Linked DNA regions of Mus musculus: all the other regions are linked to region 1. A link is a loop called in an ENCODE intact Hi-C map of the cell type or tissue named here. Cell type or tissue: heart. All regions are shown on one strand. Region 1 overlaps Srpk2 (serine/arginine-rich protein specific kinase 2). Region 2 overlaps 5031425E22Rik (RIKEN cDNA 5031425E22 gene). Region 3 overlaps Lhfpl3 (lipoma HMGIC fusion partner-like 3).

Region 1 (8,000 bases):
TGGGGCAGAGGACCAGACCAGGGCCTTGCGTTTGGTAGACGAGCACTCTGTCATCCCATTTCTGTGATCCTGTTTCTATCTGCCAAGTGAACAGGTGATGGCATTATAGGTGTGTGCCACAGTGCCCCACTTATGGAGCAATGGACCCAGGTTTGCTACACGCTCCTCAGGTAAGCACTCTTGTCAGTCAGTGATGCTCCCTTGCCCGTGTCTGAAGCACAGGGGTGGATAAGATTCCTGCCTCTTAGTGTCCCTGTGAGCCGATGTCCTTTGGTCAGCAGGCACTCGCATTGCTTCTGGTGTTCAGAGCAGAAAGGCTGCTGCTGCTTTAGTTAGCTCATGCCATCAGCTGGGCAGCTCTTTAGTCTCTTGAATATCTCATTTGTAGTTCTTTTGTCATGGAGGTGGTTTATGATATCTATCTATCTTTAAGAAAAAAAGCATTATATAAATTTTCTAGTCCTCAGATTATTTTAAAAGCCCACTTTAAAAAAAAAATCATCCCTTTGCTGAAAGGAAGGCAAAAATAACATTTTTTTCCTATAGACTTGTTAACATATTGCTTGGGTTTGGGTTGTGTGTGTGTGTGAATATGTACACGCGTGTGTGTGTGTGTGTGTGTGTGTGTGTGCCCGTGTGTGTGCGCGTGCGTGAGTGACGCTGTGGACACATCCCTTTGGGGTCACTTGTTTTATGTAGTAAATGGAGTTTGGCAAGATTGAAATGTGATGTCTTGGGTAAGGAATCAGAGTGTAGCCAATATTAAAAACAAATCACAGCAGGGCATTGTGGTCCTTTTTTTTTTTTTTTTTTTTTTTTTTTAATCCAAATTAGGGTGTCTCTGTGTAGCCCTGGCTATCCTGGGACTCACTCTGTAGATGAGGCTGGTCTCCAACTCATAAACATGCCTCTGCCTCCCGAGTGCTGGGATTAAAGAGAAGTACCACTTCCATCCAGCTAAAGTAATTTATTTGTATTTCCTGCGCATTGCTGGTTTGCCTACATGTATGTCTGTGTGCAAGGGTCAGGTCCCCTGGGAGTGGAGTCACACAGTTGTGAGCCACCGTGTGGGTGCTGGGAATTGAATCTGGATCCTTAGGAAGAAGTCAGTGCTCTTTTTGTTTTTTCGAGACAAGGTTTCTCTGTATAGCCCTGGCTGTCCTGGAACTCACTTTGTAGACCAGGCTGGCCTCGAACTCAGAAATCCACCTGCCTCTGCCTCCTGAGTGCTGGGATTAAAGGCGTGTGCTACCACACTCGGCTAAACTAAAGGCTTAAAATACTTTGAAAATAGTCTTGTCCTCTCTTTTTCACTGTGAAAAAGCATATATGGGTTGAACACACCTTAATTTTAGCTGAGTGTATATGACATAGGGCTATATGAAATAGTTATTTTCCCCCTGAAATGTCAAATATCAAATATCACGTGTTTCATACTAATACAAGTAACAGCAGATAGACTCAAAAATTAGCATTTTTTGAACATTTGCTGTGTGCTAGGTAAATGGGAAAGTTGAGGACATGATCGCTTCCTAGCAGGCCAGAGGGTGATGATTCAAGTCCCACCTAGGCTATGCAGTGAGTTCTAGACCAGCCTGGGTCAGTAAGAGTGAGCGGCCTGGTCTGGGCAGTGTTCGAGCTCCTGCCCACTGTGTTCAGGGTTCCACGTTCAGTGTCCTTCATGTGCATACCCAGGAAAAATAAGGAAAAAGCTGTTGTCTGTAGTTCTTGGTACATATTCAATCTTGATTGAGTTGTATCTTCTCTTACTTAAAACTAGGGCAGCAGTGCCCACAATAGCCAGGGGGAAACAACCCACTTACCTGCCATCCATGGGAGGGTAAACAAAATGTAATAGTGCGCAGTGGATTATTCACCAAGAAAAAGAAGGAGATGCAGTTCTATGCTACACCATGGCTATACTTTGGAAAATGCCGAGTGAGGACTGGAGAGGTGGCTCAGTGGTTAAGAGCATTTGCGACTCTTCCAGAGGACCTGGGTTTAATTACTGGCACTCACATCACAGCTCAAACATGTCTGCAACTCCAGTTCCAGGGCTTCTGATACCTTCACATAAACATACATTCAGGCAAAACACCAATGGACATAAAATAAAAATACATTTAAAAAATGCTTAATGAAAGAAGCCAGTCATAAAATAACCAGTCTATATGAAATGTCCAGAGGCAAATCACTAGATTCTTGCTGGCTACCTAGGGTTGTCAGGGAGTTAAGGAGTGAAAAAAAAAATTTTTTTTTTCTCTAAAAGATAAGGTCTCTTGTAGCCCACAGTGATGTCAAACTTCCTATGTACAGGAGACTGGCCTCTCAAGCATACCTGGGATTACAGGTGCTTATGCTAACTAAGTATCTCTGCCTTCCCAGTGCTGGGATGATAGCCACCAGTTAGCATGCTTGGCTAATGAATGATTGTTGATGAAAAGTCTGAATATGATTAGGTTGGTGCTTATAGAAGTCTTTTTAATATACTGAACGTTATTAAGCTATATACTGTAAGTAAGTAGGTGAATTGTATGTGTATTATAGCTCATAAGAGTGTTAAAGAAGGAAAGAATTTTAAATAGATGACACTTCTCATTTTATAGATGAGAAACTGAGGTACAGAATTGTTAAGCAACACTTATTGAAATCTGATAAATTTTAGAGTTTAGATTCAAAATTACATGTGTGCTATACTACAGAATACTGATTCTTTAAAGATAAATACGAGTCTTAGGGAACCCGGAGCTAGGAGTTTCTGAGCAATTACTCAATCTAATTCCCTCATGTTGCTGATGAGAATATTGAACCTCAGATAATACACGGACTCAGTCATGGCCCAGCTAATTATTGCAGTGAGGGGCTTATGAGCTGTTCACAGAGACAGGCAAGCCCACAGTGCACAGTGATATACAATGGAGTGGAGTGTTAGCAGGAGGGATGAGTCAATCCTGATGAGTACACGAGAGCATTTAAAAAGAGAGAATGGGACATTTTGAAGCAGTCGTGGTTGAGAGACCCTGAATGTCTCGTTGTACATGTGGGGCGTGCAGCAGGTCAAAGGTAATTTGAGTGAAAAATTGGGAAGTGCTGACTTTCTCTGTTAACAGTGGGAAACACAGAGGGTTATTAAAAAATGTGTGTGTGTGTAAAAGACAGTGTAGCTTTGAGGCATGTGCCCTTTTCCCCTTTTATGTGGATTCTAAGAATGGAGCTGAGGTCACCAGACTGGCATGGCAAGGGCTTACAAACACCAAGCCATCTTGCCAGCCCTTCATTGCAAAGAGTTAAGAAGCTCTGTAGCAAAATCACTTACTTGCTTGAGAAAATCTCTATGAAGTAAGGATTGGGAAGAACGGGGATTGAAGATTTGGGGGTGGTGATATTATTGCAGTGCCCACGGTGAGACTCAGTTGTGGTAGAATGGAAAGGAGTGGATGGATTGGTTTCTCAGCATGAGTGGGCTCACTAGAATTAGACGCTATCAGAAGCCATGTTAGACGTAAAGCAGGCTCGTCCTGTGTGCCACGCGCACTGCCGTTGTACCTGATAATGTCTGTTGCAAGCATGGAGGGAAGGGATTGAATGACTTTAGATATGTATTCTCAGTGGTCACTGTCATGGGACAAATTACCGTGGTCAGGCAGGTGGCTGATGCCTGTGATCCCAGCTCTTAGGAGTCAAAGGCAAGAAGGTCAGGAGTCAGGGCCATCTTCCCTTACTTAGCAAGGTAGAGGACTGCTTGCATGGGGTAAGGAGACCAAAACTAGAGTCAGATTACTATAAATGCAGGAACTTGACTGCACTCTCAAAGGTTCTGTGTACTAGGAGTGTGAAAGTGGCCTAGCAGGTTTGTTCTAGATCTCTCCTGGGCTGGACTGGGTGATGTACTTCCTGCCTCTTGACAGGGGAGGCATTACACTCCACTGTGGGATTGTTCTTTGAGTGTCTTTGTAACTAGTTGGCTGCCTTTGTTTGGGAGTGTTGAGACAGAAGGAGGCAGCAGTATCTTTTATGATTCACCCTTGGAAATATAAGCCTGAACCTGGAAGGGTACAACCCACATTGAGAGTTTGGTTTCTGTTTTTTGGAAAGAAGCATATTAAATAATTTATAAGCCTATTTTTCAATGCATTTCAAATAGGTGAAGCATACTGAGAAACCAAACAGTGGGTAAGGAGTAAGTTTCAGAGCTGCTCTGCCTTTTCCCTCCTAGGAACCCTTAAAGGTGTGATTGTTCTTCCTCCCAGAACCTGAATATCGGCCTTGAAGATAGGGAGGGGCCTTAAAGCTGCAGCCTCCTTAGTGGGATATGAAGGTGTTAGCCACTGCATAAACAAAGGACACACAGGAGCCCGTAAGCTAGAAAGAGGTGTGAGTTCTGCTGACAGTCACAGCTTCGTAGTCCATCTTATAACTATCAGTTGCTATGCAGTTTGAACATTCTTGTAAAGTGCACTATAGGAATCTGTGAATGGAATTCTTGTGGTATGTTTAGCATGATACATGTATTAAGCGTGACTTAATAAGTAATAACTTTAGGACTCTTGCCACTCATCTTTGCTCTCCTGTGGCTTCCTGAGCCTTGCCTAGTACTCGGGCCTAGAATTTTTATATGGATGTTGATTATATAGGACATTATTAAGTTTTGGTTATGGTTTTAACTGTTAAAGGATTCTCTTTATTTTCTTCATATGCTTTTGGCAAGCTCTGACAGTAAACATTTTCTTTTAAAAAATTCAAAGTAAGTTCTAATACTACTACCATTATTATTTTTATACTAAGAGAGTTTTGTGTTTGTGTACCACATGTATGCCTGATGTCTAAGAAGTCCCGAAGAGGGGGGTGGGTATGGGGGACTTTTGGGATAGCATTGGAAATGTAAACTAGGAAAATACCTAATAATAAAAAACAAACAAACAAACAAACAAACAAACAAACAAACAGAAGTCCCGAAGAGATCATTGGATTCCCTGCAACAGGTGGCTTTGAGCTGCTGTGTGGGTGCTGGGAAATAGAACCTAGGTCCTATTGAAGCTCTTAATTGCTGAGATACCTTTTTTTTACTCTTTGTTGTTATCCTTTATTTTTAAAAAATTTTTAAAAAATTTTTATTAGGTATTTTTCTCATTTACATTTCCAATGCTATCCCAAAAGTCCCCCATACCCTCCCCGCCACTCCCCTACCCACCCACTCCCACTTTTTGGCCCTGGCATTCCCCTGTTCTGAGGCATATAAAGTTTGCATGTCCAATGGGCCTCTCTTTCCAGTGATGGCCGACTAAGCCATCTTTTGATACATATGCAGCTAGAGATGAGATACCTTTTTAAGCCCTTGATTTATCATACACACACTCACACACAGAGAACATACACATTTTATTTATTTATTTATTTATTTATTTATTTATTTATTTATTTATTTATTTATTTATGGTTTTTCAAGACAGGGTTTCTCTGTGTATTCCTGGCTGTCCTGGAACTCACTCTGTAGACCAGGCTGACCTTGAACTCAGAAATCTGCCTGCCTCTGCCTCCCAAGCGCTAGGATTAAAGGCGTGCGCCACCACTGCCTGGCTGAACATACACATTTATGGTCACACACACAGTGTGTATGTGAGTGTGTGGATTCTATCACTGATTGTAATTGTTTTTATTTTTACTTATTATGTGTTTGTATGTCTGTAGACACGTGTGCAAGTGCCCCAGAAGGCTGTAAAAGGACAGGTGTTACAGTCATGGAGCTGCCTGACAGCTCTGGGAAACAGCATGTGCTCTTAACCATTGATTGATTGATGCATCTCTTCAGCCTCTGGCCACTGTTTTTTTGTTTTTGTTTTTTTTGGAACTGGGTAATTTTACATTCTAAACAAATTGAGTTTTTTCATGCATGAAGTAAATGTTTAGAATGAATACATCAAGAAAGATTCTGTGCTGAAAATACAGCTCAGTGGCTGAAAGTCCTTTCTGTACAAACATGAGGTTTTGACTTAGATTCTGGCACCTATGTAACAAGCTATGCACTGCTGGGAGGCAGGAATAGGTAGATCTGGGGATGTGTTGGCCAATCAGTGAGCTCCAGATGGAATGAGAGCCGCTGTCTCAGACAATACGATGGGAAGAGAGCTGGCTGAGCTCTCCTGTGGCTTCTGTGTGCATGCATGGACAGATGCCTCCAGCACACATGTGCATACACATACAATACACAACATAACATTAAAATATTTTCAGTCTTTGGTGTTGGAGAGATGGCTCAATTACTAAGAGAACCTGCTCCTCTTCTATAGGACCCATGTCAGAGGGTTCACAACCAGTAATTCCAGTGTCACGGGATCTGACACCTCCTCTGGCCTCTGAGGGCACCTAGTGTACATATGATGTACACACAGTTTTGCCTTTTTCTTTTTTTTTAATTCTTCAAATGATAAGATTGTTTCACCTTATTTCTTTTCAGAACTTGTAGTTGTTAAACAACACAGTATTTTCCCATTTCTTGAATATACTTGGTTATTCTGATTTCTTTTTTAAAAAAGAATTATTATTATTTTTTATTTATATGAGTACACTGTCGCTGTCTTCAGACACACCAGAAGATGGCATCGGATCCCATTACAGTTGGTTGTGAGCCACCATGTGGTTGCTGGGAATTGAACGCAGGACTTCTAGAAGAACAGTCGGTGCTCTTAACCGCTGAGCCATCTCTCCAGCCCTATGCTAATTTCTTTAATTTGATCTTGTCTTAATTAAGTATGAAAATGAGTTTAGAATATACTGTCATGTTGGGTGGTGGTGGTGCATAGCTTTCTTTAATCTTAGCTCTCAGGAACAGAGGTGGTGGATTTCCATGAGTTTGAGGCCAGCTTGGTCCACAGAGTGAGTTTCAGTACAGCCATGGCTATACAGAAAAACCCTGTGTTTAAAACAAACAAACAAACAAACAAACAAACAAACAAACAAACAAACACAAAGGAATATACTGTCATAAAATTGTAAAGCTTCTGTTTATGAGAGCTACCATGTGGATATTAGGAACAAAACCTGTGTCCACTGCCACAGCAGGACTGTTTTTTAAACTTGTGAGCCACCGTTCCAGACCCTTGCTCAACTTCTTACAATCTCATTTTCTCTTTTGAGAACCTAGAGGGTTTTTAAAAATTGTTCCAGAATGGGTCAAAGAAAATGGATTCAAGTCACAATAACACTGACTCGTGCTCTTCACATGGTTGAGATGAAGCAGGAGACTTCCAAGGAAGGCTAACTGTGGTGCCCCGAAGAACAGGAGGGTCATGCACTCAGACTAGCTAAATTTTTTTGAGTCCTGACTGGCCTGCCCACTGTATAAACCTGGCTGGCTTTGAAACCACATAGATCCTCCTGCCTCAGTTTCCTAGGAGCTAGAATGAGAAGCGTGTGTCATGATGCGCTTTACAGTGAGGATGCACTGTGGCAAGGTGTAGCTGTGGCTTGCAGGTTGGCTGTATCTGCTACCTCGAAAAGTATTGTATTGCTTGCAGGTAAAATAAGTTAAAACTTTTTTAAAAAGTATTTTATCACATAAAAGTTAAGTGAAATTCAGTTCCAGTATCCATAGGAGTTATTTTACTTACAGATTATTTTTGCTGATGGGTTTTGCTGTCGTTGCTGTTGTTTTTGTTGGTTTTTTGAGACAGAACTTTTATGTAGCTTTGGCTATTCTGGAACCCCTGATGTAGACCAGACAGGCCTTGAACTTATAGAGATCCATCTGCCCCTGCCTCCTGAGTGCTGGTACTAAACGCATGTATCAACCATCACACTTGGTCTTCTGTGTAGTTGAGTAGTTGTGGTGGAAGCCATATTGCTTACAAAGGTTGAAGTGCTGTCTCATTCTGAGGAAAGTAAAACCTGAAGTGATAACAGTATTGTAAACTAAATGGTGTGTTTAAAAGAACCGGATCTTGAGATCCAAAGAGCTGGGATGGAAATGTCAGACGATGTGTATATGAAGTGAACGGCGAAGG
Region 2 (8,000 bases), 280 kb after region 1:
GGAGGAGGGCATCTTAGAGAAGTTTAGTAACATGCCCGGGGTTGAACATCCAACAAGGGCAGATACAGTCCGAGAGATCACAGCGGTGCAGTAGGAAAGTCTCTGGCATGATTAATAAACCACAGCTAGAATAATAACCAGCTAAGAGCTTTTACTTGGTGTTTCTTGTGTGCCAAGCATCATGTTGCTTTATGCATATTATTAGGATCTGTAAAGATTCCCCCTCACTCCTGACAGTTCCTCCATGTGGAAGAACTTCTGCTCCAGCATTTCTGACTTATTCCACTCCGAATTAGTGCTTCCCCAGGAAGAAGAATCAGGCTGGGAGAGGAGTGATTTCTTAATGGTGATTTGAGGAGAGGACTGGGAGCCTGTATCTCAGACTCCCTTCATCACATAGCAGCCAAACTCTTCTCCCTCCCGTGGTTACAGAGTGAATTCCTGGGGTTGGGGGGTGGGGAGAGGAGAAGAAAGAGAGGAAGGGAGGAAGGGAGAAAGCTGAAGCACACAAAATCCCAAGACTGGGAAACAAAATGAGTGACAAAGAAATTATACAAGCGGCTTCTAGTCCCAAGTGTTCCTTCTGCTCTGAGGGGAGGAAGTGGGGCTCATCAAGGTGGTAGAGGAAGATTTGGTATCCATGAGATGGTCCAGTGAAATCTGAGGAAGACAAGTGCATACACACAATTTAACAAGGAGGAAACGGACAGAGTGTCTCATAATAAACTTAAATTAGAAGAAGAGAAACCTGAGAAACAGGACAAGCTTGTGGATGAAGATACAGGAGACTCACAAGCTGGTACTTAACCAGTGAAGGAGATGCTGCCGAAGACCTGCTGAGACCCAACTAATAACATGACCAAATGAAATCATTCTTTGATAGTATTGCTTATGGTGATACTGGAGAAAGGAGCCCGAGTTAGGCTGAAGAAAGGTTAGATGCTGAAATGTTCGGAACCCCAATTTGTCCAGATGGTGGCCATGGAGCTACCAAGGCAGAGAAGTGTTGGCTTTCATATGGCAGGGTACGTGGTAGTGGCCGAGGAGGGACCATCACTGCCCCTCAAGTGGATTCAGAGGCATCATGGAGCAGAGAGTGCAGATTTTGACTATAGGAAAGATAATAAAGTCACCTCCTAGTCTACAGACAAGTTCCAGTCTCTGTACCCTTCTCATTCTGTTTGGAGATGCTATAATATGAGGTAGCTTATTTCAGCAGTTAGGGTGCTGGGTGGTAGACAGCTTTGTCAGTCAGCTATACACACACCGGTAAATAAACATTTTATATAGTTGTAAAATTTCATTCTATTCTGTTGCCAAAGAAACATTAAGAACTTTGTATAGCTTTTTAAAAAGCAACTACGTTTCTTTTAAAGAGAATAACTTTTAAAGTTTAAAAGAAAGGTGTGTGTGTGTCCTGCCTGTCTGATCTTGGCAGTTCTTTCCTGTTCAAGTATACTAACTTCGAGTCAATGATGACTAGGCTTTGACAGCGTCCTCTTGGCTTCCTCTGCGTCATCGTCATCGAAGCCATTTGAATGCTGACTTTTCCCCCTGGGCTTGCTAAGCCCAGTCCCTAGGGGACACAGCCATTTGAAACTCCCTGCGGTTTGAATGGGCTGGCCCAGCTGGCAGAGATCTGCAGCTGTGTTGCCTTTGGTTGCGTGGCAACGCAGCACCCCACCCATCTTCTGTTCTCAGAGCTGAAGATCAACACTGCTGAAGCTCTGTCTGCTCTTGCTGTCTCACAAGGACCGGAAGAGGATGAAACACCAGTCAGTACCGGGGGAATTGCAACGGAAAAATATTTTTCCATTTCGGTCAAGTCGCCATCGGGAAATCATTCAGACTCAATATTGAGACTGATACAGGGCGGTGAGTGGCATTTCTTGAGCAGGCTTTTCTGTTTGCAGAGAAATGCCCGCCCTTTGCGAACAATCAGCACCATTCAGCCTGGCAGGGTTGACGGAGCTTGGGGCAGGCCGCTGATAGATTTCATCTGCTTCTGAAACTCCGTGGTTTCGTACAGGAACACTGAAAAAGAGACTAGAAACAGGAAGTGGAAAAAAAAAACATTTCTACCTAATGGAAACTACCTTTTGTTCATCTGCACCTGCATTCCTGTTAAACATTTAAATTAGCGCAGGTATCTACTTTTCTAGGGACTATCCCCAGATGGTATGTACCCTAGAGGGGCTTTGCCTCTGATCTGGAATCTTCCTGTCACCATAACAAATCTCTCATTCTCTTTTCGCATTCCTCAGAAAAGAAACAGCTTGCCCATTGCCAGGAGGAATTAAGATCAGAGTCAGGGCAAAGTTCTAAACCAGTCTCCCCCTCCCCCACCCCTCCCCCTCCCCCACCCCCACCCCTCTCCCCTCCCCTCTCCCCTCCCCTCTCCCTCCCTCCCTCGCTTTATTTATTTATTTATTTATTTATTTATTTATTTATCTATCTATCTATTTATTTATTTATTTATTTATTTATTTATTTATTTATTTATTTTTGTGGCAGGGGTCTCTGTAACATAGCCTGGAACTCAGCCACACAACTGAGGATGGCCCTGAACTTGTGTGAGCCTCCTGACTTTCCTTCCTAAGTGCTGGGATTACAGGGATGCCCTTGTGCCACCATGCCCACCCAGCTCAGAAGCTCTCTTAGTGTAATTGTTGAGTAGCTCCCGAATAGTAAGGAACTGAGATGTAGTTGCCTTTGGTCAAGGAGGGGTCAGAGACAAGAGGAGTAAGATGATGACGGTTGGAAGATGTATGTCCGAGTGCACCACAGGGAAGCCAGGCTCAGAACTCCTTTTCACTCTGGTCCTTGCCTGCATCGACCCTGCTAGACGCTAGCAGATACTTTCTCACTAAGGTGGGGGAGGGTGGCTGAGACCCTTGATGGCACTGTGCCCAGAACAGAAAATGTGGTTGTTGGCAACTATATCAAAGGGCAAGGCTCTGCTCATTTAGAAACCTTTCCACCTCTGCTTACCAGACCCCATAACCTAGCATGCCCAAGGCCCACAGAAACTTTGGAACAATAGGCTTTGCCCCTCCTGTCAGTTATTTATTCATTTATTTAATTTTTCATTTTGAAGACAGGATATGGCTGCTCTTTTAACGTGTGTGAGTTCAAATCCCAGCACCTACATGATGGCTAACAGGTATCTCGAACTCCAGTTTGAGGGGATTTGATACCCTCTTCTGGCCTCCTCTGCTAATGGACAAATGTGGCTTAGACATAAGAGCCTGCAAAAACACTCATCCACATAAAATAAAAATAAATAAGTCTTTGAAAAAAATGTTTTTATTTACTTATGTGTATGAGTGTTTTGCTTACTTGCATGACTGAGCACCACATGTATTACCAGATGCCCAGGAAGGTCAGACGAGGGCATTAGATTCCCTGGTACTGAGTGCCACCATGTGGATGCTGAGAATGGAGCCTATGCCTCTGCAAGAGCAGCCAGCACTCTTAAGCACTAAGTACCTCTGCAGGTCCCCACCTTCAATTAAAAAAAAAGATTTACCTTTATTTATATGTGTGTTTGTGTGTGCCTGATACAGATGCTGAGATCCAAAGTCCAGGTCTCTGCTGCAGCAGTACTCTGATACACTGAACTCTGATACAGCACTACTCTGATACACTGAACTCTGATACAGCAGTACTCGGATACACTGAACTCTGATACAGCAGTACTCGGATACACTGAACTCTGATACAGCACTACTCTGATACACTGAACTCTGATACAGCAGTACTCTGATACACTGAACTCTGATACAGCAGTACTCGGATACACTGAACTCTGATACAGCAGTACTCGGATACACTGAACTCTGATACAGCAGTACTCGGATACACTGAACTCTGATACAGCAGTACTCTGATACACCGAACTCTGATACAGCAGTACTCTGATACACTGAACTCTGATACAGCAGTACTCTGATACACCGAACTCTGATACAGCAGTACTCGGATACACTGAACTCTGATACAGCAGTACTCTGATACACCGAACTCTGATACAGCAGTACTCGGATACACTGAACTCTGATACAGCAGTACTCTGATACACTGAACTCTGATACAGCAGTACTCTGATACACTGAACTCTGATACAGCAGTACTCGGATACACTGAACTCTGATACAGCAGTACTCGGATACACTGAACTCTGATACAGCAGTACTCGGATACACTGAACTCTGATACAGCAGTACTCTGATACACTGAACTCTGATACAGCAGTACTCTGATACACTGAACTCTGATACAGCAGTACTCGGATACACTGAACTCTGATACAGCAGTACTCGGATACACTGAACTCTGATACAGCAGTACTCGGATACACTGAACTCTGATACAGCAGTACTCGGATACACTGAACTCTGATACAGCAGTACTCGGATACACTGAACTCTGATACAGCAGTACTCGGATACACTGAACTCTGATACAGCAGTACTCGGATACACTGAACTCTGATACAGCAGTACTCTGATACACTGAACTCTGATACAGTTCTTCAGTACAGAGCCATCTCTAGCCTCTCTGACTTGGTTGTCTGTGTCTGCAGGACCTCAGGTAAGTAGGTGGCTTCACCTCCGAGGCTCTGAGCATTGTCTCTGTAGAAAGCAGCATTACTCCGTGGGCTGTACCAAGGGTTAGGATGCTGAATCCATGGCAGGACCACCTGAACAGGCCTGGGGGGAGCTACTGTGGCCCGATAATCATTCTGAGCTGAAGGCATCTAAATCCCCCATCAGCCTGAAAACAGAGCCCCTTGAAGAACTCAACTCCTCGTTGAACTCCCTTCATTGTTTTATTAGACAAAGGAGAAAGAGGCAATTTTTTTTTCATTTTTACAGCAAATATTTTATTTTATTTTTTTCCATTTGCCTAAGAATTTTATTTTTTTTAATTGGGTATTTTCTTCATTTACATTTCAAATGCTATCCCAAAAGTCCCCCATACTCCCTGCCCCCCAAAGAGGCAATTCTAAGGATCCTGATGGCTTCCTTACTTTTCTTTGGAGTCTTCTCTGTCTTCAGAAGGGCTTTCTGAAGCATTGCCACAGCCTTCTTCTCTTTCCAAACACAGAACTAAAACTCCTTTTCTGGAAGAGTTTTCAGAGTCTCAGGTGGGTCAACTCCTGGCCAACCCCACATGGCTGACCAGCTACCCCACCTAGCTGTTGGCTCTTTGCAGCCTGGATGCAGTTCCTATCATGACCAGGGAATCTCAGAGGACTTTGCCCTTGGAAACCTGTGGCCTCTGATTTGAAGTGGGCCTTTCTTTGGAGGCCCTTGTGTTTCTCAGGGCTCCAGCATTAGTTACTTCCAGAAAGTATCACAAGCCAGGAGGGTGGTGGGCATATGTAGTCCCAGCTATCAGGGAGACTGGAACAGGAGAGTGGCTTGAGGTAAGGAGTTTAGGTTGATGTGAGGACTATAGCAAGACCCTGTACAAAACATTGGAAATGAATTATCTCATGGTTCTGGAGTCTAAGAGCTTAAAAATCCAAATTCTAGCAGGGTTGAAGGTAAATATGTTTCAGGATTCTCTTCTAGTTTACTACTCCTTGGCATATAGATGGCTGTGGGTGTGTTCATATCTTTCCCACAAATGTATATCTTTGTGTCTGAATGTTCCTCTTCTTATGTGATCGGTAGTCAAATTGAATTGGCATATGCTCGATTACCTTTGTAAAAAGACTATTTTCAAATGTTAACTAGGGGGTAGTGTTTCAATAAATGGACAACCCATAACAACAGCCTAAACACAGGTATGCAGCCTTCTCTCGCTCCTAGGAGTCTGAGTGGCAGATGGACCCTAAGTCCCATAGAGTGATGCCTCAAGTGCATAGGGGCTGGAGCTTGCAGGAAAATTGGGTGATAGCCAACAGGGCCAGTCGAAACAGAATTTCCTGGGGCTGCAAGCAGAATAGTGACCACTAAAATACAGACTCAGTCCTTTAAAAACTGGTATTCAGCAGGTGAGAGAAGACTTTAATTAGGCATTAGAACACACGTGGCATATATATATATATATATATATATATATATATATATATATATATATATATATATAGAGAGAGAGAGAGAGAGAGAGAGAGAGACTTAATTGTGCAAGAGTATTTTATTTTTTTTGTGTATACTTCTTTCTTTAATTTGTATAATTTTCAAACTTTTTTTAATTAGATTGTACCTGCCCCCCAGCCTTGAGCAGCCCACCTAGAGGGTGGAGTCTTCTGACCTTGGTGGAGTCTATTGTATGCCGCATCTGCAGCTTCCTGTAAGAAGCCACTACTTGCTGAGCAGCTGAGTTTTCCTTCCAGATGAGATTCTGGCAAAGTAGGGGATAGGCTCCCCACCCCCGCCCTTTAAATTCAGACCTTAGAATTAAAACATTGAGCCTTGATCAGAGAACTATGTCTTGGCTCATTATTTCTCTCGCCATCCTTCCCATCCATCCCCAGCTTTCCTTTCAGGAACCCAGTGACCTGTGGCCGCTGGCAGCTACATTAGATATTTTCTCTATTTACATCTCAAATGTTATCACCTTTCCTGGATTCCCCTCCCAAAACCCCCTATTCCACACCCCCTGCCCTTTGCTCACCAACCCACCCACTCCTGCTTCCCTGTCCTGGCATTCCTTTACCCTGGGGCATCCAGCCTTCTCAGGACCAAGGGCCTCTCCTCCCATTGATGACCGACTGGGCAATCCTCTGCTACATATGCAGCTGGAGCCATGACTCCCACCATGTGTACTCTTTGGTTGGTGATTTAGTCTCTGGGAGCTCTGTGGGGGTCTGGTTGGTTCGTATTGTTGTTCCTCCTATAGGGCTGCAAACTACTTCAGTTCCTTCGGTCCTTTCTCTAGCTTCTTCATTGGGGACCTTGGGCTCAGTCCAATAGATGACTGTGCGCACCCACCCCTGTATTTGTCAGGCACTGGCAGAGCTTCTCAGGAGGCAGGCTCCTGTCAGCAAGCACTTGTTGGCATCCACAATACTGTCTGCGTTTGGTGACTGTATATGGAATGGATCCCCAGGTGGGGCAGTCTCTGGATGGCCTTTCCTTCAGTCTCTGCTCCACACTTTGTCTCTGTATCTCCTTCCATGGGTATTTTGTTTCCCCTTCTAAGAAGGACCAAAGTATCCATACTTGGGTCTTCCTTCTTCTTGAGCTTCATTTGGTCTGTGAATTGTATCTTGGGTTTTCCAAGCTTCTGGGCTAATATCCACTTATCAGTGAATGCATATCATATGTGTTCTTTGGTGATTGAGTTACTTCACTCAGGATGATATTTTCTAGTTCCATCAATTTGCCTAAGAATTTCATGAATTCATCATTTTTAATAGCTGAGTAGTACTCTATTGTGTAAATGTTCCACATTTTCTGTATTAATTTCTCTGTTGGGGGACATCTGGGTTCTTTCTAGCTTCTGACTATTATAAATAAGGCTACTATGAACCTTATAGTATAGCATGTGTCCTTATTACATGTTGGAGCATCTTCTGGATATATGCCTAGGAGTGGTATTACTGGGTCCTCAAGTAGTACTATGTCCAATTTTCTGAGGACAAAACTGATTTCCAGAGTGGTGGTGCCAGCTTTCAATCCCACCAGCAATGGAGGAGTGTTCCTCTTTCTCCACATCTTCATCAGCATCTGTTGTCACCTGAGTTGTTGATCTTAGCCATACTGACTGGTGTGAAGTGGAATCTCAGGGTTGTTTTGATTTGCATTTCCCTGATGACTAAGGATGTTGAACATTTCTTTAGGTGCTTCTCAGCTATTCGGTATGAATCCATTTGGTTCATAGTGTCTGTTAGTTTCAGTGTGTCTCTGTTTAGTTTGTGTTTCCCTGGTCTGTCCATTGATGAGAATGGGGTGTTGAAGTTCCCCACAATTATTGTGTGAGGTGCAATGTGTGCTTTTAGCTTTATTAAAGTTTCTTTTATGAATGTGGTTGCCCTTGCATTTGGA
Region 3 (8,000 bases), 390 kb after region 1:
TCTACCACACCCGGCTTCTGCAGGGGCTCTTAATTGCTCAACCAGCTCTCCAGTCTCCACCATTTTTCCCTCTAATCTACTGGTTTTATTTTTATTTCAATTCCATGAAGACAGACCTTATCACTGGTAACCTCCCAATGGTCTCTTCTCTGTCTTTATCTTGCTTTCAGGCCATTTTTGTTTCTTGTTTTGTTTTTTGTTTTGTTCGTTTGTTTGTTTGTTGCTTTTTGGACACAAGATCTCAGTTTGTAGTCTAGGCCGGCCTAGTCTAGACTATCTTGCTATGTAGCCTAGGGTAGCCTCACCTTATGGCAATCCTCCTTTAAGTACCGAGCAGTCTAAGTAGCTTTCTCTGATTGCAACCCATATTTACTTTCTAAAAATGAACATTTTTTTCATGTGCCTAGTATAATCAGTTATATTGATGTTTGTAACAGGTTTATTCATTTCTATACTTATGGCAGTGTGAATGAATTAATTATATAAAGATATATACCTTGTTGATGAGCATTTGATCTCTCTTTCTCTCTCTCTCTTTCTCTCCCCCCCTCTCTCCCCCCTCTCTGTTTTACAGTTTTTTTGGTGTTTATTTGTAAGAAATTTTCCAGTATCTATACCTACAGAGAACAGAAAAATTTAGTGTATGAAAATGTTCAATTTGTTTTTGTTTGTTTATGTTTGTTTGTGTGTGTACATGTGTGTAGGTCTGAGTGTATGCACAGAGGCTAAAGAGGGATAGTAGTTGTCACTCTGTCCCTTATTGCTTCGAGACAGGGTAACTCACTGAACCTGGACTTAGGCTGGTGGTCAGTAAACCCCAGTGATTTCCTGTCTTCACAGAACTGGGGTCACAGCTACTCGGAGCTGTGCCTGTATGTATGTATGTATGTATGTATGTATGTATGTATGTGTGTGTGTGTATGTACGTATGCATGTATGTATTCTTATCTCATATATTACATCCCAACTACAATTTTCCTCCCTCCCCTTCCCATAGTCTCTCCCTCTATCTTTCCCTCTTCTGCAGACGACCTCCCCATCTCCCCCCAGAAAAGAGCAGGCCTCCAGGGACATCAACCAAACATGGCATAACATGCTACGACGAGAGCAGCACAAACCCTCATATCAAGCCTGGATGAGGTAACCCAGTAAAAGGAAAAGGGTCCCAAAGGCAGGCAGCCCCCATTTCCACTGTTAGAACGGAATCTCACAACATGCAGAAGACCTCGGTCAGACCCATACAGGCTCCCCGATCTCTGTGAGCTCACTTGAGTCAGAGTCAGTTGACTCTGTGGGCCATGCCCCTGTGGTGACCTTGTGGTGACCTCTGGCTCTGGCAATCCTTCCCTCCCCTCTCCTACAGGACTCTGCCTAACACTTGGCTGTGGGACTCTGTATGGTAGTGGTAGTATCTGTTTTTTTTCTTTTTTCTTTTTTTTCACGGGTTCTGGGGATTTTAAAAATTCATTTGTTTAGTTTTACATAATTTGTGCATACATGTTATGTGTACATATGCATATGTGTTTGTGTGTGGGGGCATGCGTATTCCATGGCATGCTTGTGGAGGTCACAGGATAGTCTTAGGATCGGTGCTTTCTTTTCACCTTGTCCGAGGAAGCATCTCTTCTGTTTGTCGCTTCTCTGTGCACTCCAGATTAGCTGGTTTAGGAGATTCTGGGGGATCCTTTGTCTCTACTTCCAGTCTTACTCCTGGAATGTTGGGGTTACAGGTATGTGCCAGTATGTCTGGCTTTTCTGTGGCTTCTGGTGAACTCAGGCTCAGGCTGGGTACCACCAGCCTCTTTACCCACTAAGCCATCTCTCCAGCTTCAAGTGTTCAATAATCCTACCAGTGCTTGGTGTTGTTAGACTTTAAGTCTATACTGATCAAACGGATACTATTATTTTTATACACGCAATTCATATTTCTGATTACTAATGAAGATGGGGAGGAGTTTGCCTAGTAAGGGGTTGTCAAGGGTGGGTCTCTGTTATGATTGAGAGGCTTGCACTATGTTAACCCTTGCTCGCCGCACATGTCCCTTTCCACGACGCATCTGGTTTTAGTCATGTGCAGGCTCAGCCAATGCATAGGCATAACATGGTAAATCGGGGTTTTCCCCTAAGAGTTCAGTCAGAGGACATACCTGATGTTTTTATACATGTGCCCCAACCCAGTTTCATTAAAATTGGCCCCTGCCTCCCATACCTGGATCTATTCTGTAACTTTGTTAGATTGGAAAATGACCCCATGCACTGTTCTGTGTGGGGTATGTGTGCAGCTTTCTGTACACAAGGTACCTGTGTTGTGTGCATTATCGGAATCTTCTGGGTGCATTTTCTTCCTTAGTGCACACAGTGTGGCTACTTTATATTCAGTATCTGTCAATTCTATTTTCTAAAACCTGTGGAGCAATGCACCTGTTATCAGTTATTTCTGCCAATTATTTCTTATGACTTATTGGTGTATTTAGTATTTTAAAATCATGAGTGTCTATCTTGCTGAGGCTAATTGGTGAAATTGTGTTACAGATAGTTTTTTTCCATGTTCAGTTTTATCACTGTGCCAAATTCCTAAAATAAACAACTTAAAGATCCGTTCTGGGCTGTGGTTTCAGGGAATTTAGACTATACTCAGTTGGGCTCTGTTGTTTGCAGGTGGTGGAAAGGCTCATGGCAGGGATCAAGGTGCAGACAATCTTCTTACCTCAGGAGGTCGAGAGCAGGGCGCTTAGAGATGTTTCCTGGAACAAGATCTTCCCTACAAGGCATTCTGGCAGCAGCAGCACACCTGTAATAGTCCATTCAGCCACGAAATCATGATCGCATCAATCTACTTTCTGGCCTGAAGAGTTTTCCAGGGTCATGCCTACGCCCCCTCCCAAGGTTGTGTTATCTTCATGTTTCCTGGCTCACAATGGGAACTTTAGGGTTAGCTCTCTACTCCCAGTGATCCCTGTTATGATTCATAGATTTATCCCTGGCTTTTGCATTTGTCATATGTCAGTCACATTTGGGTTTCAGCTGTCTTTTTCCTGTCTTTGTCTTTAGTGTTCTTCTTACTTCCTTGCAAACTAAGACATGCATTAAAAATAAACTCAAGACTCAGTGGCATCTTATAAGGAAGAAGTTCTTTTTTTAAAATTTGTTTTGTGTGTGTGTGTATGTGTGTATATGTGTGTATGTGTGTTGGTGTATGTGTGTGTATGTGTATATGTGTATGTGTGTGTGTATGTGTGTGTATGTATATATGTGTATATGTGTGTGTATGTGTATATGTGTATGTGTGTGTGTATGTGTGTGTATGTATATATGTGTATATGTGTGTGTATGTGTATATGTGTATATGTGTGTGTATGTGTATATGTGTATGTGTGTGTATGTATATATGTGTATATGTATATGTGTGTGTATGTGTAATGTGTATATGTGTGTGTATGTGTATATGTGTATGTGTGTGTATGTATATATGTGTATATGTGTGTGTATGTGTATATGTGTATATGTGTGTGTGTGACTGAACTCAGATGCTTAAGTTTGGCAACACTGCATTTACCTGCCATATTATCTTATTGCTCTGATCTCTCTCTCTCTCTCTCTCTTCCCTTCCTCCCTCCCTCCCTCCCTCCCTCCCTCCCTCCCTCCCTCCCTTTTTTCTCGTTCTTTTCTGTTCTTTTTGAGCTAGGGCCTTTTGTAGCCCAGGCTGTTTGGCCAAATGGCTTCTGATTCTCTACTAACTACGCACTAGAGTTACAGGCCTGCACCAACAGAACCCAGGACAAGTACGCTTACCTACTGAGCTACACTCCCAGTGAAAGGAAGGACTTAGAGTTTCTATTTCACACTTCTAGAAGTAGAACCAAGAATAACCTTTAAGAAAATGTAGAATAGTTTGCATTATTCTCCCATTTAAGATCCTCCAATAGTTTTTACTCACACTTAAAAATATAACAGGGACTATCCCAGCCTTCAAGCTGCAGAGTTCGTTATTTCTCAGCCTATGTAGGTCCCTATTGCCACCTGGCTGTGACTTTAGCATATTGAGTTTAGTCCTGCCTTAGAGCTATTAGACCATATGGATTCAGCCTGGCATTCTTTCTCTTTATTCAGTGCAGAGTTCTCTCCACAGAGCTCTCGGTGCCAAATTCTCACCACAGAGTTCTCAGTGCAGAGTTCTCACCACAGAGCTCTCAGTGCCCAGTTCTCACCTCAGAGCTCTCAGTGCAGAGTTCTCACCTCAACTCTCAGTGCCGAGTTCTCATCTCAGAATTCTCAGTGCAGAGTTCTCACCACAGAGCACTCATTGCTGAGTTCTCACCTCAGAGCTCTCAGTGCCTAGTTCTTACCACAGAACTCTCAGTGCCCAGTTCTCACCTCAGAGCTCTCAATGCAGAGTTCTCACCTCAGAGCTCTCAGTGCAGAGTTCTCACCACAGAGCTCTCAGTGCCCAGTTCTCACCTCAGAGCTCTCAGTGCTGAGTTCTCATGCTACCCTGCTTTGATTCTTTCAGGGCATTTTTTTGAGACAACATTTGTCATTTATTTTTTAAATTTACCAGAATGCAAAAACAGAGAGAATAGGGGCTTTGTTTATGGGAGGCGTCACTCTTCTCTTTTGCTTAGAATAGCTCTTGGTGCATATGACTGGCGTTGAGTATTGGCTATTTATGCCCTTTTGACAGACAGAACCCGGGCTATTCAGGGCTCTGTTGTTCCATGCTTTCCTGTTATTGTCCCAGCCTAATTGGTCCCATGAATCTCCTTATATGTGGGACTTCTGTATGGGCCTCACTATGTAGCTCTGGTTAGCCTGAACTCCCTATGGAGGCACACCGTCCTCAAGCTTATAGAGACATGCCTACCTTCTGCCCTCCAAGTGCTGGGCTCAGAGATGCATGCCACCACACCTGAATTTCTTTTCCTTTTTCCCTCCTTTCTTCCTTCTTTTTTTGTTTTAAGATTTGTTTATTTTTATTTTATGTGTATGGATATTTTGCCTACACGTATGCTTGTTCCCCTGGTGTTTGTGGGGGCCAGAAGAAAGTGTCAGTTCCTTGGAACTGGAATTACAGATGACTGTGAGCTGCCATGTTGGTGTTGGGAACCCAACCTGGATCCTCTGGAAGAGCAGTCAATGCTCTTAACCACAGAGCCATCTCTCCAGCTCCCCGCCATGTATGTAATATATAATAGGAAGAGAAGGAATGAACACAGGTTGGTCATCTCTTACATGTCAAGTGCGACATTATGAATCATTTTATATTCTCACAATAATACTATGTAACTGGATATTATTTATAACCATTTTGTAGATGAAAAAAACAACAACTCAACGTTCAGAGTTTTACAGGATAGGATAATAAGCAAGCATATGGGATTGAAACCCAACTAGATAATATATGCCCTGAGTGAGTGAAGTTTTGCAGAGTTGAGGGCTACTCTATTGAGCAGCTCAGCTACTTACTTAGTTGGCAGTTTCAGTAGACCCAGTGGAGGCATGCCTGTATTTGGGTAGAAGAGGGAGGCCTTGGAGATGATCACACATGAGGCTCCTGCATATCTAACCAGTGCCTATTATCTGCAGGACTGTAGGATGCAAGGAGAGTTTCTGAAGGTAGTTATTTCAGCCAGGCCAGTAACTCACCCTGGTGTGCTGGGTTGCATTTGAAACATTCCTCATAGGCTCATGTGTTCAAAGGCTTGGTCTCCAGCCGTTGACACCATTTGGAAGTTAGTGGAACCTTTAGGAAGTGGAGATTTGAGAGAGGAAGCCATGAGGACAGGCTGTAGGGTTGTGCAGTGTGGTTCCACTTCCTTTCTTCTCTCTGACTCTCCACTGGATACAATGTGACCAGCAGCAGCCATGGCTTTCTACCCATGAGTGACTGTGCCCTTCTTAAACTGTAAGCCAAAATCAAACCTTTCTCACTTAAGTTGCTGTTTGCCAAGTATTTGATCATAGCAGTGAGAGAAATAAGTAATACACTGGATCACTGGGCAAAAAGGAAAATGAATGTATACCATACCACCAAATATATATTTTTATGTAACAAAATTTTATTTTTATTTTTTACAGAAATTCAGATATTCCAACAAATTTCTTTACATTTCCTGGACCTTAAAAAATTACACACAACTTTTGGACATAATAGAACAGAATGAGAAAAGGAGTCTTTTTTAAAGGTAAAAACATATTTCTTATACTTAACATTTAGTGGTTTACATGTGTGTTACGTATGTACAGATGGTTTATCATCAATGATCCATCTTCATAGCACTGCGGTGTGCTAAATTACACTTAGGGTTTATGGCAAAAACATAAAAGCATTTGCATGTGGAGAGGAAGTACCTTTTATTGTTTTGAAACATTACTGCTAATGATGTAGGACCCAGACAGAATCATAATTTACATGGATTAGAGGAACCTAATACCTTCTGATTTTAGTATAGATATAGAGATGCCTCCCCTTAAATAAAAGGTGAATTTTTTAAAAGTTGTGTGTAATTAAATTTAGTAAGTAGGGTATTCTGAATGCCTCGGGACAAGTACCTAAAGCAATGACCAGCCCCCAGGATGACCAGGACTACAATTACAGAGGCTAACATTCCCTTAATTTAGTGCTTTGGGAAAGCCTGAGTTTTCTTTCTGTGAACTGGGTTTTAGTTACATGAGCACTTGAGTGTATTTGTAATGTATTTTTAGCCATTGGAAACATTTGCTTCGTGACAACATGGCTAAAAATATGAGCACGGTCTTATGGGAGCATAAGAGAGGGCAACCTGATTCTTGTGTTGTCCTCCAGCTGATGCTCGAGTGGGATGCTGATTTAACCCAATCCCAAGCCTGGGAGTGCAGGCATTCTATTTGTGTTTTTTTTTTTTCCTGCTCAAGTATAGAACATGGGCTGGCTTGCATTGAGCCCCCTTTATATGTACTTCAACTTGCGTTTATACTCAGACAATGAAGAATTACTTTAATATCAAGTATTTCTCTGTTGTTGGACTGAGGCAGGACATGTTATAAGGGCAACGGCTGGGGGACCCTGGAAGGAAAAGATTCTTGAAGACAGCTAGTTAGTTGTAACTACTTTCAAGTACCAGCTAACCAAAAGGGAAAAAATATGAGAAATTTCAAAATCAACATTAATAAACAAAAGGTAACTTATTCCTACCAAGTTCCTTTGACATATAAGTATATAGTTATTTACTTCTAAGGCTATTAAGTTTTTACTTATTTTGTTAGTACCACTTACTATCATTTAGAAGTAGATTTAATGGAATAGTTTCTTTTAACAAAACAAAAATGAGTATATGTCAGTAAAGGAAATAAAGAATGTGGATTTCTAGTGACATATAGAATGAAGAAATAGAAAACTCATATTTTAGACATCTATTTATAAAGTATATTAAATTCCTATGCATATACTAGGGAGAATTAGAAAAAGCGTTTATTTGATAGTAGCCTATATATTACATGAGAGAGCATCCAAGTGAAAATAAACTTTCTATATTGTTCAGAGCTCCTTGATGCTGTTTTGTCAATGACAGGGGAATCTATGTTGCTTGGGAACCTACGATGTCTGGATGTACTTCCTGTGATTCACAGTTTGATGGAGTCATAGCACATGGCAGAAACATTTCCTTCGTGATAAGTCGTACAAACAGATTAAACTGAACACACATTGGGTAAGAAGTTTGAAGGGCTAAGTCTCTTAATAACCACGTGGTTGTAACTAATTGCACAGTGACATGAGTGGACAGTAGCAATGAGGGATCAAGGATCAGAGGCATTCCTCAAAACATGACACTCCATGGGCCTCTTGGCTACTGGGATGGGAATAGTCTAGAACTAACTGCCCTTTTACTTCATTTAATAGCATTGAAAGATTAAAGCTTTTTTTGTTTTATTTTGTTTTCAGTTTGATTTAAAAAGGACAGCTTATAAACCTCGATACATATGTATTTTACACAATTCTAGCACATTTGTATTCTTCTTTCTTA

What was found. Peaks named below come from ENCODE experiments on the same cell type or tissue, not always from the same donor. Only the 100,000 strongest peaks of a DNase experiment are listed, where the experiment ranks them.
Region 2: a loop joins it to region 1, with 2.1 times the contacts of the local background. A loop is called at or near these places in 6 of 42 quality-filtered maps.
Region 3: a loop joins it to region 1, with 2.6 times the contacts of the local background. A loop is called at or near these places in 2 of 42 quality-filtered maps.

Annotation. Positions count from the first base shown.
Region 1 is chr5:23,661,989-23,669,988 of GRCm38, reverse strand. All of the region lies in intron 2 of Srpk2 (serine/arginine-rich protein specific kinase 2), which reads left to right. Among named protein-coding and RNA genes, the nearest start is that of Srpk2, 10 kb to the left of the region's middle. In heart, a CTCF peak has its summit at 3,912; no DNase peak of the experiment used is centred here; H3K27ac peaks cover 371 bases.
Region 2 is chr5:23,380,739-23,388,738 of GRCm38, reverse strand. It overlaps 5031425E22Rik (RIKEN cDNA 5031425E22 gene), which reads left to right. Exons shown (of 3, transcript NR_165300.1): 2 at 3,567-4,593; 3 at 6,210-6,437. Among named protein-coding and RNA genes, the nearest start is that of 5031425E22Rik, 49 kb to the left of the region's middle. In heart, a CTCF peak has its summit at 3,426; DNase peaks (open chromatin) are centred at 1,628 and 2,708; H3K4me3 peaks cover 1,043 bases; H3K27ac peaks cover 901 bases.
Region 3 is chr5:23,273,632-23,281,631 of GRCm38, reverse strand. It overlaps Lhfpl3 (lipoma HMGIC fusion partner-like 3), which reads right to left. Exons shown (of 3, transcript NM_029990.2): 3 at 6,035-8,000. Among named protein-coding and RNA genes, the nearest start is that of Gm17434, 37 kb to the left of the region's middle. In heart, a CTCF peak has its summit at 4,003; no DNase peak of the experiment used is centred here.